Linked DNA regions of Homo sapiens: region 2 is linked to region 1. A link is a loop called in an ENCODE intact Hi-C map of the cell type or tissue named here. Cell type or tissue: heart right ventricle. All regions are shown on one strand. Each heading gives the region's core, and the rest is flanking DNA. Links, peaks and the distances in the headings are about the cores only. Region 1 overlaps KIRREL3 (kirre like nephrin family adhesion molecule 3). Region 2 overlaps KIRREL3 (kirre like nephrin family adhesion molecule 3).

Evidence for each region. Hi-C counts contacts between places; a loop is a spot of excess contacts. Peaks named below come from ENCODE experiments on the same cell type or tissue, not always from the same donor. Only the 100,000 strongest peaks of a DNase experiment are listed, where the experiment ranks them.
Region 2: a loop joins it to region 1, with 8 times the contacts of the local background. A loop is called at or near these places in 18 of 110 quality-filtered maps.

Annotation. Positions count from the first base shown.
Region 1 is chr11:126,442,734-126,451,062 of GRCh38, reverse strand. KIRREL3 (kirre like nephrin family adhesion molecule 3) reads left to right here. Exons shown (of 17, transcript NM_032531.4): 8 at 1,906-2,054; 9 at 4,177-4,304; 10 at 5,958-6,084. Among named protein-coding and RNA genes, the nearest start is that of ST3GAL4, 91 kb to the right of the region's middle. RefSeq lists enhancers at 3,620-4,188, 5,302-5,855, 5,856-6,409, 7,832-8,329. In heart right ventricle, for the core only: no CTCF peak of the experiment used is centred there; no DNase peak of the experiment used is centred there.
Region 2 is chr11:126,973,388-126,981,716 of GRCh38, reverse strand. The region is part of intron 1 of KIRREL3 (kirre like nephrin family adhesion molecule 3); the gene reads left to right. Among named protein-coding and RNA genes, the nearest start is that of MIR3167, 11 kb to the left of the region's middle. In heart right ventricle, for the core only: no CTCF peak of the experiment used is centred there; no DNase peak of the experiment used is centred there; H3K27me3 peaks cover 4,442 bases.

The sequences.
Region 1 (8,329 bases), core at 162-8,161:
ATGCACACATGCACATGCTCACACATGTACACATGCACATGGACACATGCACTCACGTGCACACATGCACATTGACACATGCACACACCCATGCATGCACACGCTCACACATGCACACACGCCCACACACATGCACACATGCACGTGGACACACACGCACATGCACACACGCACATGCACACATGCACACATGCACACACACGTGCACATGCTCACACATCTATACACGCATACACACATATGCCCACACTTTCACATGCAGACACACACATGCACAGATGCACACCCTCACACATGCACACAGTCATACATGCCCACACTCACACATGCCCACATTCACACATGCACAAACTCGCACATGCACGCACCACACACGCACCATGCACATGGACACACACACACTCATGCACACACACGTGCACATGCTCCCACATGCACATGCTCGCACACGCCGATGGACACACACATGCACACATGCACATGCACACATGCACACGCACATGCACACATGCACATTGACACACATGCACACATACGCAGATGCACACACACACATGCACACATGCACACACTCACACCCACACACATGCACACATTCACACACTCACAGATGCGCACATACACATGGACACATACATGCCCACTCACACATGCACACACTCACACATACCCACACTCACACATGCACACTCACACATGCACACATGCACATGGACACACATGCCCACGCTCACACATGCACACGTGCACATGGGCACACTCACACATGCACACACGCACATGCTCACACATGCACACACAGGCACACTCACACATGCATATTCATATGCACACGTGCACACATACATGCACACATTCACATGAACACACATGCACACACATACATGTGTATACACATACACCCACATACATGTGTATACACATACACCCCTGTGAGGCTCCGTTGCTTTCTGCACACAGCAGGCTGCTGGGTCACTGGTCCAACACAGGGGTCACTGCCCCAGAGCCAGATCCAAAGCAAGCCAGAGGCCTCCTGTCCTCCCCTATTGTGTGGTACCGATTGGCCGACAAAAGAGACTTCCGACTCACATCCCCTCACCAAGCCAGTGCTGATGGAGCCATTGCTTCAGAGGAGCAAAGCCAGGCTGCAAGGGCAGAGGCCAGGCAGGAAGAAGAGCAAGTGCCATCCAGGGAAACTAGGAGGACTTTCTGGGGCGAGGAGACACCATGCAGAACCCCATGGAAGCAGGAGGCAGAACAGGACAGGAGAGCTGAGAGCTTGTCAAGAGGAAAGAGAGGGGCAGCCAGGGCTACTCGCTCACGCCACTCCTCCTGATGGGTATTAGTATTCCACTGTTTGGACGGGAGATGGAGCCCCTACAGCATACCTCTCCTACAGCTTCTCGCCTTGTCAGTGTGTGTGTGTGTGCTCGTGCACACGTATGAGCATGCATGTATGGGCATGCTCCGTTTGACCCTGGCCTCTGAGGTCATGGACTTGGCCTCCTTCTTTTCCAAAGGGGCCCATGATCCAGCTCAGAGCAGGACAGCGAGCTGTCTGCCCACTGACAGTTGGATTTTCCATCGTCTAGCCAGCAGATGGGCTGACCAGCCGAGTAATCAACTCACCCCCTCCAGAATAACCCACTTGTTGAGTGCCACTGACTGCCTGGTGACCACAAACCAAAGCCCACTGCCTTCACAACCACCTGGGTGGGAGCAAAACCAACTCTTTCTGAGCCCTTGAAGTAGCCCCTCTGTGAAGATTCCCCTTGACGGACCCCAGAGGACTCCCCACTTGCCACACAACCCAGGCCTCATTTTTCCATGGGATGGATGTGTCCAGCTCCCGGAGGGTTGGCCTTGCCACTCAAGGCCCACATCAGCCCCTGGCCTTTGTTGCAGGTGGGCCAAGCGGGGCCAGATCATCAAGGAGGCATCTGGAGAGGTGTACAGGACCACAGTGGACTACACGTACTTCTCAGAGCCCGTCTCCTGTGAGGTGACCAACGCCCTGGGCAGCACCAACCTCAGCCGCACGGTTGACGTCTACTGTGAGTGCAGTGGTGCAGGCTTCCCCAGGCGAGCAGGCATCCACTGGTTTCTGCTTAGAGCTGGAGAAACCAGGGCTAGATTCATTGCACACAACACAAGCTTCATGCGTCATGAGCGTAGGATGGTTTGCACTCGACGAAAGCTGGTTTGTGCATTGTTTCATGTTTATTTCAATCCCTATCATGACCCCATGAGTCAGGGTCTTGGCTGGGGCTGCTATGACACGTTACCATAGACTCGGTGGCTTAAATGGCTGAAATCAGGGTGCCATCGTGGTGGGTTTTGGTGGGGACTCTCTTCCTGGCTTGCAGGCAGCTGCCTTCTTGCTGTGGCATCCCATGGCAGAGAGAAAGAGAGAAGCAAGCTCTTGGGGCCTTTATTCCAAGGGCACTAATCTCATCACGAGGGCTCCACTCTCATGATCTAACCCCTGCCCCTGCAAAGCTCCTCCTCCTACTACCATCCCACAGGGGTGAGGATTTCAATTTACGAATTGCAGGGTTGACGGGGGACACAAGCACGCAGGCCATCATGGGTAGATATTTATTCTCATCATCTGAATGAGGAGATGGAGGTCTGAGGTCACACAGTAGGTGGCCAAATGAGAACTGAACCCAGGCAATGACCAAATCCATTGCCCATTCACACATTCTGCTGCCTTCCACTGAGGGGACTCACGGACGTACCTTCTTTTTCTTTTTATTTCTTTTTTTTTTTTTTTTTTTTTTGAGACAGTCTCACTCTGCCACCAGGCTGGAATGCAGTGGCAAGATCTCTGCTCACTGCAACCTCCAACTCCCTGGTTCAAGAGATTCTCCTGCCTCAGCCTCCCGAGTAGCTGGGACTACAGGCACTTGCCACCATACCCAGATAATTTTTGTATTTTTAGTAGAGACAGTTTCACCATGTTGGCCAGGATGGTCTCAATCTCCTGACCTCGTGATCTACCCACCTCTGCCTCCCAAAGTGCTGGGATTACAGGCATGAGCCACCGCACCTGCCCATCCCCTCTTATTCACTGGAGGTCCAGCAGGGACCCGCAGCAAGGCAGCGCACTGCCATGGACTAGCTGGCTGGATGTGTTCAAAACAAGCATCCTTAGCTCATGCACCGCCCCTTACAGTTTTAAACTTGCTTTTACAAACTTGAAAAAATCTGGCCCTCCCCCTTGCCCTTGAAGCCTCCGAAGAAAGTGCTGTTACTCCCTTTTTACATCAGGGGACTAATCGCAGTCTCCTGGCACCAGGCTTCAGGCTCTGTCTGCTCCCTGGAAGGAGCACTCTGAGGCCTGCCTGGCCACGGTCGGACCCTGAGCCTGGAATCCCCACACGGCCCCCACTGTGTAGACCAAGCTTGGTCTACAGAAGGCTCCAGACATGCTAGGGAAGGTGGAGAGGAGCCTGCATTCAGCTCTTTAATGCTTAGGAGAGGGGTCGGAAGTGGAACCCAGGGCTGCTCCACTGCAATGGGCGTGACACAGAGGCTGGAACGGCTGTAATAGGAGGGTGGCCTGAGAGCACCGGGTGGGAAACCCTGGGGGAGGAGGCGTGGGTCACGAGAGCCCTGCCTCCATCACCCTGCATCTCAGAGCCCCCATCCCACCCCAGAGGTGCACCAGTCACTCGATTCCAGGTCATGAAGGCTGAGGCTGGAGGAGATGGCAGCTAGCTTGAAGGCAGAGGCATGAAGATCCCAAGAGCCCAGATTTCCAGGGCAGGAGGAGGGCCCCTGCCCGCCACTGGGATGGAGGGGCTTCCGCAGCTTTCTAGCACCGGGCGTGATCCAGACAGAGGGAAGGGGATGAGAGCCGTGGGGGTAAATCCAGGCAGAACCTGGTCCCCAGCACCTTCTTCCCAGGCCCCACGCTGCCGACCACCTCCATGGGCCCAAGAGAGGCGAAGCCTCAGGGAGAGTGGTCTCCTCCTTGCTTCCTGAGTCCCACTCCCAGATCCCAGACCCCGCCCGGACATAAGACTTAAAATGGAAGCGACTGAGGTGGCACAAGTACCCCACTGCCTGCCTCCCCCCAGTCAAGGTCTAGGGGGAAAAGGAGGCAGCAGCAAGGAGGATCCCAGAGCTCCCCACCCACCTGAACCTGTCTTCTTCTTCCTCACATCGCAGTTGGGCCCCGGATGACCACAGAACCCCAATCCTTGCTCGTGGATCTGGGCTCTGATGCCATCTTCAGCTGCGCCTGGACCGGCAACCCATCCCTGACCATCGTCTGGATGAAGCGGGGCTCCGGAGTGGTGAGGCTGCAGCTCAGACCTCGGGGCACCTCTGGCAGGGGGCGGGGACAGTGGAGCAAGAAGGAACTGCTGCCCAGGCCCCTCTCACTATTAGACTGGGGGAGTCAGCCTCCAGTGTAAGCCACAGGGAGAAAGATCCCAGAAAGAGGAGGGGGAACCCAGGCACCCCCATGTGCCTGTCCCACCCTGAGCACATTCAGCCATTGCACTCTTGCCCTGTCCTAAACCTTACAAGAAAAGTAGGTGGTCACCAATGTGCTGGGAGGGAAGGCACTAGAAAGGCTTTTCAAGTGGGCACAGTGGCACACACCTGTAGTCCCAGCTACTCAGGAGGCTGAGGTGGAAGGATCACATGAGCTCAAGAGTTTAAGTCCAGCCTGGGCAACGTAGCAAGACCTTGGGGAAAAAAAAGAAGAAGAAAGGAAAGAAAGAAAGGAAGAAAGGAAGAGAGAGAGAGAAAGAAAGAAAGAAAGGAGAAAGAAAAGAAAGAGAGAGAAAGAAAAGAAAGAGAAAGAAAGAGCCTTTTAAACTTCCCCCAAATAAAGCCACCGTTAGCCTTGGACTTGGGCTTCACTTTCCTGTGTTCCATTTTTTTTTTTTTTTTTTTTTTGAGATGGAGTTTTGCGCTTGTTGCCCAGGCTGGAGTGCAGCGGCGTGATCTTGGCTTACCACAAACTCCGCCTCCCGGGTTCAAGTAATTCTCCTGCCTCAGCCTCCTGAGTAGCTGGGACTATGGGTATGGGCCACCACGCCCAGCTAATTTTGTATTTTTAGTAGAGACAGGGTTTCTCCATGTTGGTCACACTAGTCTCAAACTCCCAACCTCAGGTGATCCGCCCACCTCGGCCTCCCAAAGTGCTGGGATTACAGGCGTGAGCCACCGTGTCCAGCCCTTGTGTTCCTCTTTTAAGACGTATATATTCTTCAGTGCATAAGAGATTGTCAGATGTCCTCACATAGGAAGGAACAGGGAGAGCTCCAGGTAGGGAAGCAGGGGGACCAGAAGGAAACCGACCTTTGTGTGGCCTGTTATGTAGCAGACGCTGCATTATCCTAGCAGCCTCCATACATAGAAAGGGAGCGTCTGAGAAGATAAGTAACTGACCAAAGAGACACAGGTGTTCACTGCTGGAGCCGGGATTCGAACGCAGACCAAGCTCATGCCAGAGCCTGTTTTCATCACTCCAAGCTATATCCCAAAGGGATCCTGAAAATGACTCTGAAAACAGGTCCAGGAGCCCCCAGAGAAGTTCAGCTGTAGGATCATGTCACCCATGGCTAGCCTGGGAGAGGAGAAGCCACCGCAGGTACAGGGAGGTTCCTGTAGGAGGAAACCTGGAAGTCCCCAGGCAGGCATCCCCCTCCTCCGGCACATGTGCCCCCACATGCCCCCAGCCCACAGGGCTGCGCCTGGGATGTAACATCCTCAGTCACACGGGGTGGCCTCTCTGCTGGTACAGTCTCCTCTGTACAGCCCACAGGCATTGTCTGGGCCAGGAAACTTTTGGCCTCTTTCCTCCCCACCTTGCTTCCTACTGAGATGCCGGAGACTGCCTCAGTTACCCCAGGCCAGCCTCTCAGCTGCCTTGTTCCCAGAGACAAGAGTGCACCCCTCCGCCTGCTCTTGGCATCTGAGCCTGCCAATTCTCCTAGGTCCTGAGCAATGAGAAGACCCTGACCCTCAAATCCGTGCGCCAGGAGGACGCGGGCAAGTACGTGTGCCGGGCTGTGGTGCCCCGTGTGGGAGCCGGGGAGAGAGAGGTGACCCTGACCGTCAATGGTAAGACCCTCGCTGGGGTGAGCCAGGCCTGAGGGAGGGAAGAAGGACCTCAGGCATCTTGGCACCAGGCATAGCCCCAAAGGAGCTGTCGCTGGCTCTGGGCCTTGCTGTCACCTCCAACTATGGGTAGACAACAATTAGGTCCACCTCCTGGATTCCCCGTCAGACCCAGGCTGAGGGAGGAAGGGCCTGGGTAGTTTTCTAGTCACCTCTCTTTTTGTTTGTTAGCTTTGAAGGGGTCTCAGCCCTGAGAGTGGTGGGTGATGAATTTTATCCTGGCCAGGAAAAAAAGCATCAGAGGTCACTAGGTGGCCAACGTGTCCACCCTTTCATCCACTCACCATGGCCTTGGCCCGTGAGAATTTTTTGTTGGTTTTTTGCTTTTTGAGATGGAGTCTCGCTCTGTTGTCCAGACTGGAATGCAGTGGCACGATCTCAGCTCACTGCAACCTCACCTTCCTGAGTAGCTGGGACTACAGGCACGTGCCACTACGCCCAGCTAATTTTTGTATTTTTAGTAGAGACAGGGTTTCACCATTGTTGGTCTCCAACTCCTAACCTCAAGTGAGCCACCTGCCTCGGCCTCCCAAAGTGCTGGGATTATAGGCGTGAGCCACCTCTCCTGGCCCCATGAGAATTTAAGAGAGCATCTCTGCAGCTCCTGATCAGCCTCTTCCCAATGCGTGTGAGTCACCCAGCCAGGGAGCCCTGTCACCGTCTCCACGAGGCCACGTGTTCAGGGGCCCCCTTGAGGGCAGGGGGCATGTCTTATTATATATAATAAAAATAATTGCAGCAGGGGAGTATTTTCACGGTGGGAGTTAGTAGATGAATGACTGTTACATGAAATATGTAGGGACAAGGGCATCACACCAGGCCTGAATGATGGGGTGTAGACAGTCATGGAGAAGCTGAGACCTGGCTCAGGCCAGACCCAAGAAGGTTGTGGCACCAGGACGCAAATGCGGACGTCCCTGCCCTATCTGGTGCTTTGGCCACAGGCAAAAAGCAAAGCTGCCAGTTCGATTCCTCTGCCGTTTCCGAATGCTCCCCCCTCACCTCTGTCATGCCCACTGCCCTTTGGGAGGCCCCTGTTCCCACCATAGCCTGACTCAGATCAAAACCCCAAAGCTCTGGGACCCTGCAGGAACTGAACCACCAACATTTGCAGGACATCTGGGTCCTGGCCCCAGAGCAGGGCCCTCCTGAGGTCTCCAAATTAGCTCGTGGGCTTCAGCTTCCTCTCTACCCAGAAAGCCACCTGCTGATGGCCTCATCTATTCTCCCCTTCGCTAGAAAACCAAAACCAGCTTGGTGTCTCCTCAGCCATACCTCTCTACTGTCTCCATTCACCAGCTCCCCCCACACTGCCCCGCATTTCCATTCCTCTCCCCCCACCCCAGAGTCGTGGCAGCCCCCAAGGGAGGCTGAGTCTACCCAGACCCCAGCACGTTCACAGCCACCTGTCCTGGCAGAGCCCTGAGTCGGAGCCCTCCTGCCTTTCCTGAGTGTCCCCAGGATGCCACCAATAAATTGGCACTGCAGGGCTAAAAATAACAGCATCTGATCGCGCCTCCGTATATCCATGGCAACACAGGCTGCAGCCTTTTCCTTTCAGCGCAGGTGTCTGACACTCGGCTCAGAGCTCCAGGCCCCAGTGAAATCAGCGGCCCTCCACACAGCCCGCGCCAGCCAGGGCACTCGGAAGTCAGGCTGTCTGTGCCTGCAGCCGGCTCTGCTCTGCTGGCCCTATGACCAGCCAGCCCGGGACCCTCACACTCACTCATGCACTCCAGGGCCCCCAAGCCTGGAGCATCAAATGAGCATTGGCGTTTCTGGGGAAAAGCAGGTGGATAAAGGAGGAGCTGACATCTGCTGTCACTTTAGACGTTCAGACATTTCCAAGGGAGATTTAAAGAGATTTCTTGAGGAGAGAATGCCCCCTGGGGAACACAGGCCGGGAGGGACATTTCTCTTGGACGGGGAGGGCACTGAAACCCGGGCCCTGGCGCTGACCAAGGTTGAATCTGCACTCTCCAGGTCTCTTTCTCTCCCCTCCTCTGCCTCCACCCCTGCCAGCACAAGCTCCCCGAGGCTTCCAGGCAGAGAAAAGCTGGAGGGATTGGAGGGAAGCAAAGAAGCTGCTTGTTTATTTCTTGACTAGGGTGGCCTCACACACCTGGAGGCAGGTGGATGAGTTCAGTGGCCCCGGAGGGGAGCGCACCAGACCTGCCAGGGGGCGAAC
Region 2 (8,329 bases), core at 321-8,320, 530 kb before region 1:
AGGAACCTACTCCAAGGATGGGGGTGCATTGATAAAAGCCCCCTGAGCATGTGTGGCTGAGACCTCCTCCGACACCCAAATGTGTGGTTTTAACAGTGCCATAAAAGGCAAGATGTCTTCTCAGATTAAGAAATACCTCCTTGCCTTTGCTTCATAGAGTCGGGTGGTAGAGGCAGATCTCATTTCAGTGAAACAGGGACCATGTGTTTAGCTCTTCCTTAGTGACTTAGGAAGGTACTGGACTGTCTTCTGCCTGGAATCCTAAGCTACACCACATATAACACCTCCTGAGCATTTTCCTCCAGAATAATGGCGATTAGGCAATATGCTGTCAGTGGGCCCAATGGCCATCAGCCTCCTTCTTCAGGGTCTCATAAGAAATCACTTGATACTGGTCACTGCAGCCATCAGCAGTAACATCTGTAGCCTGCCTAGGTCCCAGGCTGAACACTAAGAACAAATAAAATAGAATAGCTTGCAAAAATAAGAAGGTCTTGCTGTGGTCCAACGGGCCATGCTTTCCTTCTTTTGTCTAAAAATCCAGGTGACAGTTTGTCCAGAGAGGTACGTTTGTGGTATTAGGCTTCAAATATCTAGAACTCAGCATCAAGGCTTTCAGGCCAATCATGTAAGAATAGTACTTTGTAGCAATTTAAATTGAATAATGATAGTCCACGGTACAGAGATCTAAGTATACCATCTCTCATTGCTAAGTACTGAGGATGAAAATTTCTAAGTGATCTCAAAATTATTTTATTGTGTCCTAACTGAATCTTGGTTCTTTCCACGTTCACACTCCTAGCACCCATTCTGGTGGCTAATTCTGAGAGTAACAATGAAAATATATTTGTGAGTTGTTGATTTTCCTGATCGGTGATGCTCTCACATGTAGCCCAGTATCACTTTTAAAACAACATTCTAAAAACTAAACTCATTATTTTCTCCCCAATTGGGGTCCTAATCTCCGTAAAGAGCATCCTATATTCCCAGCACTTAGTGTGGATGCCAAGTCACCAGCCTCTTTCTCATCTCCCATAACCAATTAGTTCTCTTGTCATGACACGTTTTAATCTCTATTGCCTTTCACATGGATCTATACTGCCTTTCCATTTTTCCTTCCATTGCCCTACTCATGTTCTCCAAAACTATTATAGCACCCTATCAAGTTCCTCGATTTTTTTTCTCACAGTCACCCTTCACCATTGTCATTCATTACCACTTGTATCTTCATAGGGTACACAATTTACTCCTCCCCTTCTCAGCAAGCCCACTGGCTACCCTTTGCCTGTAAAACAAAGCCCCAATACCTTCACTTGGTATCTGACACCTCCATCCTTACCCAGCTTTGAAGGTCCCCTACAATCTGTAGATACTTGCATTTGTTCTATCAATTCATTCTGTCTGGCACCATCTCTCTTTCCAGCATCTTCCTCTCCATCCCTCCTTGCTCTTCAAGCTTCCACCAGAAAAAGAATATTTGATTTTCCCTGGATATGCCATGCCTTTGTATCCTTGCTTATGCTGTTCCCTTAGCTTAAAATATCCTTTTCCTCATCATTTACTGAAATACGCTTCATATTTCAAGGCTTGGCTCAAAGGTTACCTCTCTGTGTAGTGATTTCCTGTTTCCCACTCACAGTCACTCTGCCCTTTCTTCTCTGCCGACATAATGTGTATATTCTATCCTTTCATGTGTTCAGTTCTGTCCAGCTTGTTCTTGACTTGATATTTTCCCAACTCAATGGTAAGTCCTATAAGGAGAGAAACTCTAATGTTTTAAAATTTTTCATATCATCTCTGACAGTGCTCAACAAATGTTTAATGAGTGAGCAAATGAATGAATGGGAAAGATACCATATTATGTTCTAAGTAGCATCCTTCTGGTCCAGCCCTTGCACCCTCTAAGAGCACCTGGTTTTCTTGAAAAGATGCTGACGTTTCTTAAGCATCTGCTACAAAGGCCAGGTCCTCTCCTATGATTTCATTTAAGTTTTCACAGAAACACTATGAAGGAAACACCCTTATTTCTATTTTGCTGACGAGGAAACTGAGTCTTAGTGAGGTTAAGACATTTTCCCCAGGTCATCTCTCTAGTGGATAATAGAGCCAAAACGAAAGCTCAAGCCTCTATCTCCGCCTCTGGTGTCCTTCACTCCCCAAGAGCCACCTCTCTGCGTCAGCCAAAGAACAACCAGACTCTCACCTTCCCCAGACTTCGAGTCAGGCTTCAGTGCTCTGGGAGAATGAATTTCCCGCAAATCAATCCTGGATGCAGTTATTATTTTATAGGGATGTTGTAAGTTGATAAGGTAGCTGTTATATGTTAATAGCTATTGTAATGTTGTTCTTAAGGCCTATTACTTGTGCTAGTTTGTATTTTAATGTATGCAAAGGTGATTACAACTTTAATATGAATGTTAAACCGATTAGCTGATTTATATGTAAAATAAATAAATAAAATGAAACTCATACTCTCATTTCTATTCATTTCTCTCTCCCTTTCTCTCTTTCCCCTCTGCCCAAAGGCAGATGTGGTCTGTGGAGCATTGACAATGGAACAAAAAGAGAGTGTTTGCTGAGTGATAAATAATGGTTATAGACGGGTCTTTTGTTCCGGGTGAATTCGGACTCTATGTCCTTAATAGCTGTTTGTCTGAGAGTTTGCGCTTTTCACTGTGTTTGGGAGTTCAGTTTTGTTGGAGAGTTGTACATTTGCCATTCTCCCCCTTGAAATTATGTTTCCCATTTCTGGCAACCCTTGTTGTTTTCTCAGTACACACTGGGAAACCTGCCAAACTTTCAGAAAGGCAGGTGTACCTCAATGTATTCAGGGACACAGGGCATAACAGGGAAGCCAGGTAAGAGAATAAGCATCCCGGGTGCAGAGAGGTAGGGACCCAGGGGACATCCACATATGGTAGCTCCTGTGGGAGCAGACACTAGGGTTGCCTAGCCCACCTTGGGGGAACAGAGCTCAGAGAAACTCCCACCATGAAGCAAAGCTCCAGGGCAGAGTGGACATTAGCTAAGAAAATGGGCAGAGAGCGGGATGAGGAGAAGAGGGAGTAGCAGGTGCTAAAGCCTGGGAAGCATGGGAGAACGTAGACCACTCAGGGACCCACACGGAGCTGGGCGTGGCCAGAACCAAGGAGCATCAGTGGCTGAATGCACTGGGCATAGACCTGGAAGCCAAAAAGCTTTCTGGCCAGGGCACGTAAACACAAGAATATATTGGATGATAGAGGGAGCAACCTGTTTGAGGTTACCAGGGGACTTTCCTTTAGGACATAATTGCTGCCAGGGGTTGGGTTAACAAAGAAAAGAATGCAGGTTCATTCCAGAGGTTCCACACATAAGAATGGAGGAAACCTAATTGGCTAAAGTTTGAAGGGAAGGTGAAGAACACGCCCACCACAGGGGAGGACAGATCTGACACAGGAAGAATGTTGGTAGAGGAAGTGGAGCAGGGTCACCTTTCAAAGAAAATGTTGGAGAAGAGGAAGGGCAGAAGCAACCCTGAAAGAATCGCATAATTGATTACCTGCATGCCCTGCATCATCATAAATTTAAGTAGCAGAAAAATCCAACGCCACAATGTGCTGACCATTATCCCTGGGGCTTGTGGCCACAGGCTTGGAAGGAGGCACTTTTGGTGGGCTGCCGTGCTGGAGAAGGAGGCTGTCAGTAGACTGGCAGCAGAGTCGTACTACAGAAATCCACTCAATGGAGAGTGGGACATGTCGTGCCCAGAAACTGAGTGAGGACACCAAGAAAAAGGAGACAGGGATGCCTCTGACTGTGTGGTACACAGGAAATTGATGCTCTTTCCTGATCCAAAATATCAACCATACATCAGGCACAGGAGCCAGTTCCAGCCAGGGTTGACAACTTCAGCTCTCCAGACACTGGTTGGAAGGCTGGTCCTGCTGAAACAGTGTTCTTGACATACTTTTTAATTGCCTTACAAGCAGCTTGATCATTCAGAAGGTTGGGGAAAAATCAATAAGGGACTCTGTCACTCTGGGCTCAAGTCTAACTCATTTTCACTTTTTCAACAAATATTTATCGAACACCCACTATGTGCCAGGCATTGTGCCAACAAGGTATAAACCTGATGAAATAGACAGGTGCATAGTAGGCATTCAATAAATGCTTGTTGAAAGAATACAGGAATGATTGAATTAATATAATGGGAATCTCGAAAGAAAGTGGATGCTAATCTTAGGAATTCATAATAAAAACAGGACACTGGGCATGGCCAGACCCTGATCCTGGAGGATCAGGAGCATCGCCAGAGGCAGTAGAAAATAAACAATATGAAAAGCTGGGTGATGAAAAAGAAAGGTGGCTCAAGAAAGATGGCAGCTTCAGTGTTTTGACAGCACCAAACGAATGATCCTGATGAAGAAGGAAAGGGCGGCAGCATCCGAAGAAACCAACCTGACTGCGCAGACACTCTCCAAGGAGCTCAGTTTTGAAAAAAAGGTACAAAAGATGGCAGGCGGGGCACCTGGCAGAAGAAGAGGACAAAAGAGGTGCAGGAGCCTGTAACAAAGGTGCCAAGTGACACTAAGACCCAGAAGGAGCTGAAGCCTGCAGAAAAAGAAAAAAGGAAAAGAGAGATTTTTTTAGGTTTCAAGAAGGAAGAAGAATAAAAAGGGCAGTCCTCCTTGGGAAATGCAGCATGATGTTTATCAGTTACAGAGAACTTCTTCTTAACTCTCTTGGTACTCTCTTTCCTATCGTGCTGTTCATAGTTGAGGGACGATCAGCTGAATTGAGAAGGAATTAAAACTTGAGATAGGGGATGTGACAGGAAGAGATCATACAAGTTGGTGGTTTAGAGTCACCCAGATCAAGGATTAAGTGCCTAGCTCCACCGTGAAGTAATAACCTTATGCCAGTAGTAACCTCCCCTCTCCTTTACCCTTCTATGATGTAGACATATCAAGAGTATGTATGCCATAGATTTGTTAAGTAGATTAAATGATACGCTGCAAGTACAGCATATTATCTGACACATAGAAAAATTCAATAAATATTAACTATCACTATAATAATGATGATGCTTATGGTATGTTTAAAACAAATCTGATTACTAGATTCAACAAAATTAACTTCCCAGAACACTGAAACCGTTTGAAAATATGATCCTGGTACCATTCTGGGTGAATAATAGTCAAGAAATACTGCAAAATAGGAGAGTCTGGAAAAATGTCACACTTTTTAAAAAAGTAAAATTGTAGATGACAGTAGATTCAGAAACAGTGGACAGGTAAACATATAAATCTCCAGAAAAAAATCTGCAGGAGATTAATGTAACGGTTCATAAACACTCAGAAAATAATCTGTGGTCCCTGGAAGCAACCTTTGGCTTGCTAAAAGCAAGTGATGCTAACATCTCATTTAAGAAAAATAATATGTCATTATAATTTCATAATCTGTCTCTCCTTTGTGATGTTGTGTTATTCACAAATTTGATAAACAAATTTTCCTCTGTCAGGTATATTGCAGGGTCTTAATTGGAGGAGTGTTATCTTATTGAAATCTCAATATGAGCTAACAATGTGGCATGGTGACAAATAATGTGCTTCTCAGCATCCTCTGTAGAAAGCGATGTGTTCATCTGGAAGATGCTAACACCCCCATGGCACCCTCTGCTGATGTGACCCACATCTGGAATGGGTATGCTCTGTCCTGAGAGCCACACCTTAGCCATTTACAAACTGGGGCATATACTGAAAGCTTGGATATGGGGACGGAGGGAAGGAAGGAAGGGAGGGAGGGAGGGAGGGAGGAAGGGAGGGAGGAAGGGAGGGAGGGAGGGAGGGAAAAGAAAAACCTGGGAATTATGTAATATGAGGAAGGTGGGAGGAACTTAGCGAACTTAGCATTATTAAGGCAGAAAAGCAAGACTTAGGAGTTCTTCAGGCTTATTGTGCATGAGAATCAACTGGGGTGCTTTTTTAAACTTGAAGATTCTAGCTGCTCCAGTCCCTAGATTTGTAGAGAGTCTGATTAATTAGTTCCAGGAGGGCCCAGAAAATTGCAATTGAACTACCATCCCAGGTGACTGTCATTCTTAAAGAAAACTGGCTTAGAAGAGAACACTATAACTGTCCTCAGTTATATAACAAGCCTCTTTTATGTGGAGAGAGCAGAATTCTAATCAACAAATCTTCCACTGGACTAGCAGCTACTGGAGGGTAGGAATACTGGTAGTCCCACTTCTGTACCCCTGGTTGTGAATATGGTTCTGGCACACAGTAGGTGGTCAGCAAATACTTATTTAAGGAAATTTCAGGGGGGTAGGAGAAAGAACCTTGCAAGAATGAAAGCTTTGTGAACATGAAGTAAGTGGGCCTTGTGGGCAGTCAACCCTCTATTCACAGCTGTCTTGACATGGAGGATGGATAATAGTGCATCAGAGATGACATAAAGGGGTTTGCTGAATTGGAAGAAAGCCTCAACTAAGGTGACCTCCAGGATTTTCACATTCTTACCACTCAGTTGAAGAAGTACAATACAGTTAGGTGCCACATAGCTGTTGGTCAAGGACCGACTGCATATATGACGGTGGTCTTATAAGATAATAATAGTGTTTTGAGGCCAGGCGCAGTGGCTCACACCTGTAATCCCAGCACTTCGGAGACAGAGGCAGGCAGATTGCTTGAGCTCCAGAGTTCGAGACCAGCCTAGGCAACATGGTGAAACCCCACCTCTACAAAAAATACAAAAATTAGCCACTGCACTCCAGCCTGGGTGACAGAGCAAGACTCCATCATAAATAAATACATACATAAATAAATAAGTCACATTAAGCCTTTAAAAATATATACAAAAATTAGCCAGGCATGGTGGTGCACACCTGTAGTCCCAGCTACTCAGGAGGCTGAGGTGGGAGGAAGACTTGAGCCCGGGAAGCAGAAGTTGTGGTGAACTGAGAACGTGCCACTGCACTCCAGCTTGGGTGATAGAGCCAAACCTTGTAGACTGGAGCAACAGGCTATACATGTAACCTAGGTGTGTAACAGGCTATACCATGTAGCCTAGGTGTGTAACAGGCTATACCATGTAGCCTAGGTGTGTAACGGGCTATACCATGTAGCCTAGGTGTGTAACGGGCTATACCATGTAGCCTAGGTGTGTAACGGGCTATACCATGTAGCCTAGGTGTGTAATGGGCTATACCATGTAGCCTAGGTGTGTAACGGGCTATATCATGTAGCCTAGGTGTGTAACGGGCTATACCATGTAGCCTAGGTGTGTAACGGGCTATACCATGTAGCCTAGGTGTGTAATAGGCTACACCATCTAAGTTGGTGTAAGTGTACTCTATGATGCTTACACAAAGACAAAGTCCCCTAACAATGCATTTCTCAGAACGTATCTCCGTTAAGTGATGCATGACTGTTATTGAAAACATTATTTGACTACAGCACAGAAATAATGAAGTCAGAGAGGTCTAGATAGGAAAGGAAAGATGGTGATGAGCTCTATAGAAAAGAGGAGTAAACATTTGAAACAAAGAGATGGACAAGTCTGTGGAAGCATGTTGCATAAAGTGCTTTAAATGTTTTACTTGTGGAGATGGCATTTGCAATATTTTGCATCTTATGTAACTGAATTCAACCCCTAACGTGCAATGAGTACCTCCTATGCACAGAAAGCAGAGCTAGATGTGGCACCTGCCCTCAGGGAGCACACAGGACAACTAAAGAAAACATGAGCCCTAGTCTTGCCCTTGGAACATGAATCTCACTCTTCTGGTAGGGAGAGAAAATGCAAGTACCACAAGGGAAGGAAAGGACATTATCTGTCACATAAATTGCTATATTCCCAGGATTTCAATAGTACCTGGCACAGTGGGAGCAACAATAAATATTTGATGAATGGATGAATGAATGCAACTAACATTTATTGAGTCCCTCCTTGCCAAGCAGTGTAGTGCATACTTTGTGTATATCATTACTCTTAATTCTTCCAAACTCTGTAAAAAGTATTATTATTCTTGTTTTACAGATGCTGAAATAAAAATGCTATTGAGTTGCTTGCCCAAGATCACAAACTTGTAAATAACAAAACTGAAGTTCTGAAGTTGAGTTTTCTGTCTCCTAAATTCACGCCATTTCTGCTAGTTCTGTTTACAGACAAGTGACTTGAGATTCAGAGAGGTGAAGTGACTTTCTTAGGGTCACCATGATAGTCTGTAACAGAAATGGATCTAGACCTAAGCTCTGAACAATGATTTCAGCAGCAGCCAGAACTCTTCATCACTTCCAAGTAGTTGACCTTATCCCCTCATGACTTGATTCCCCTGACCCCTGCA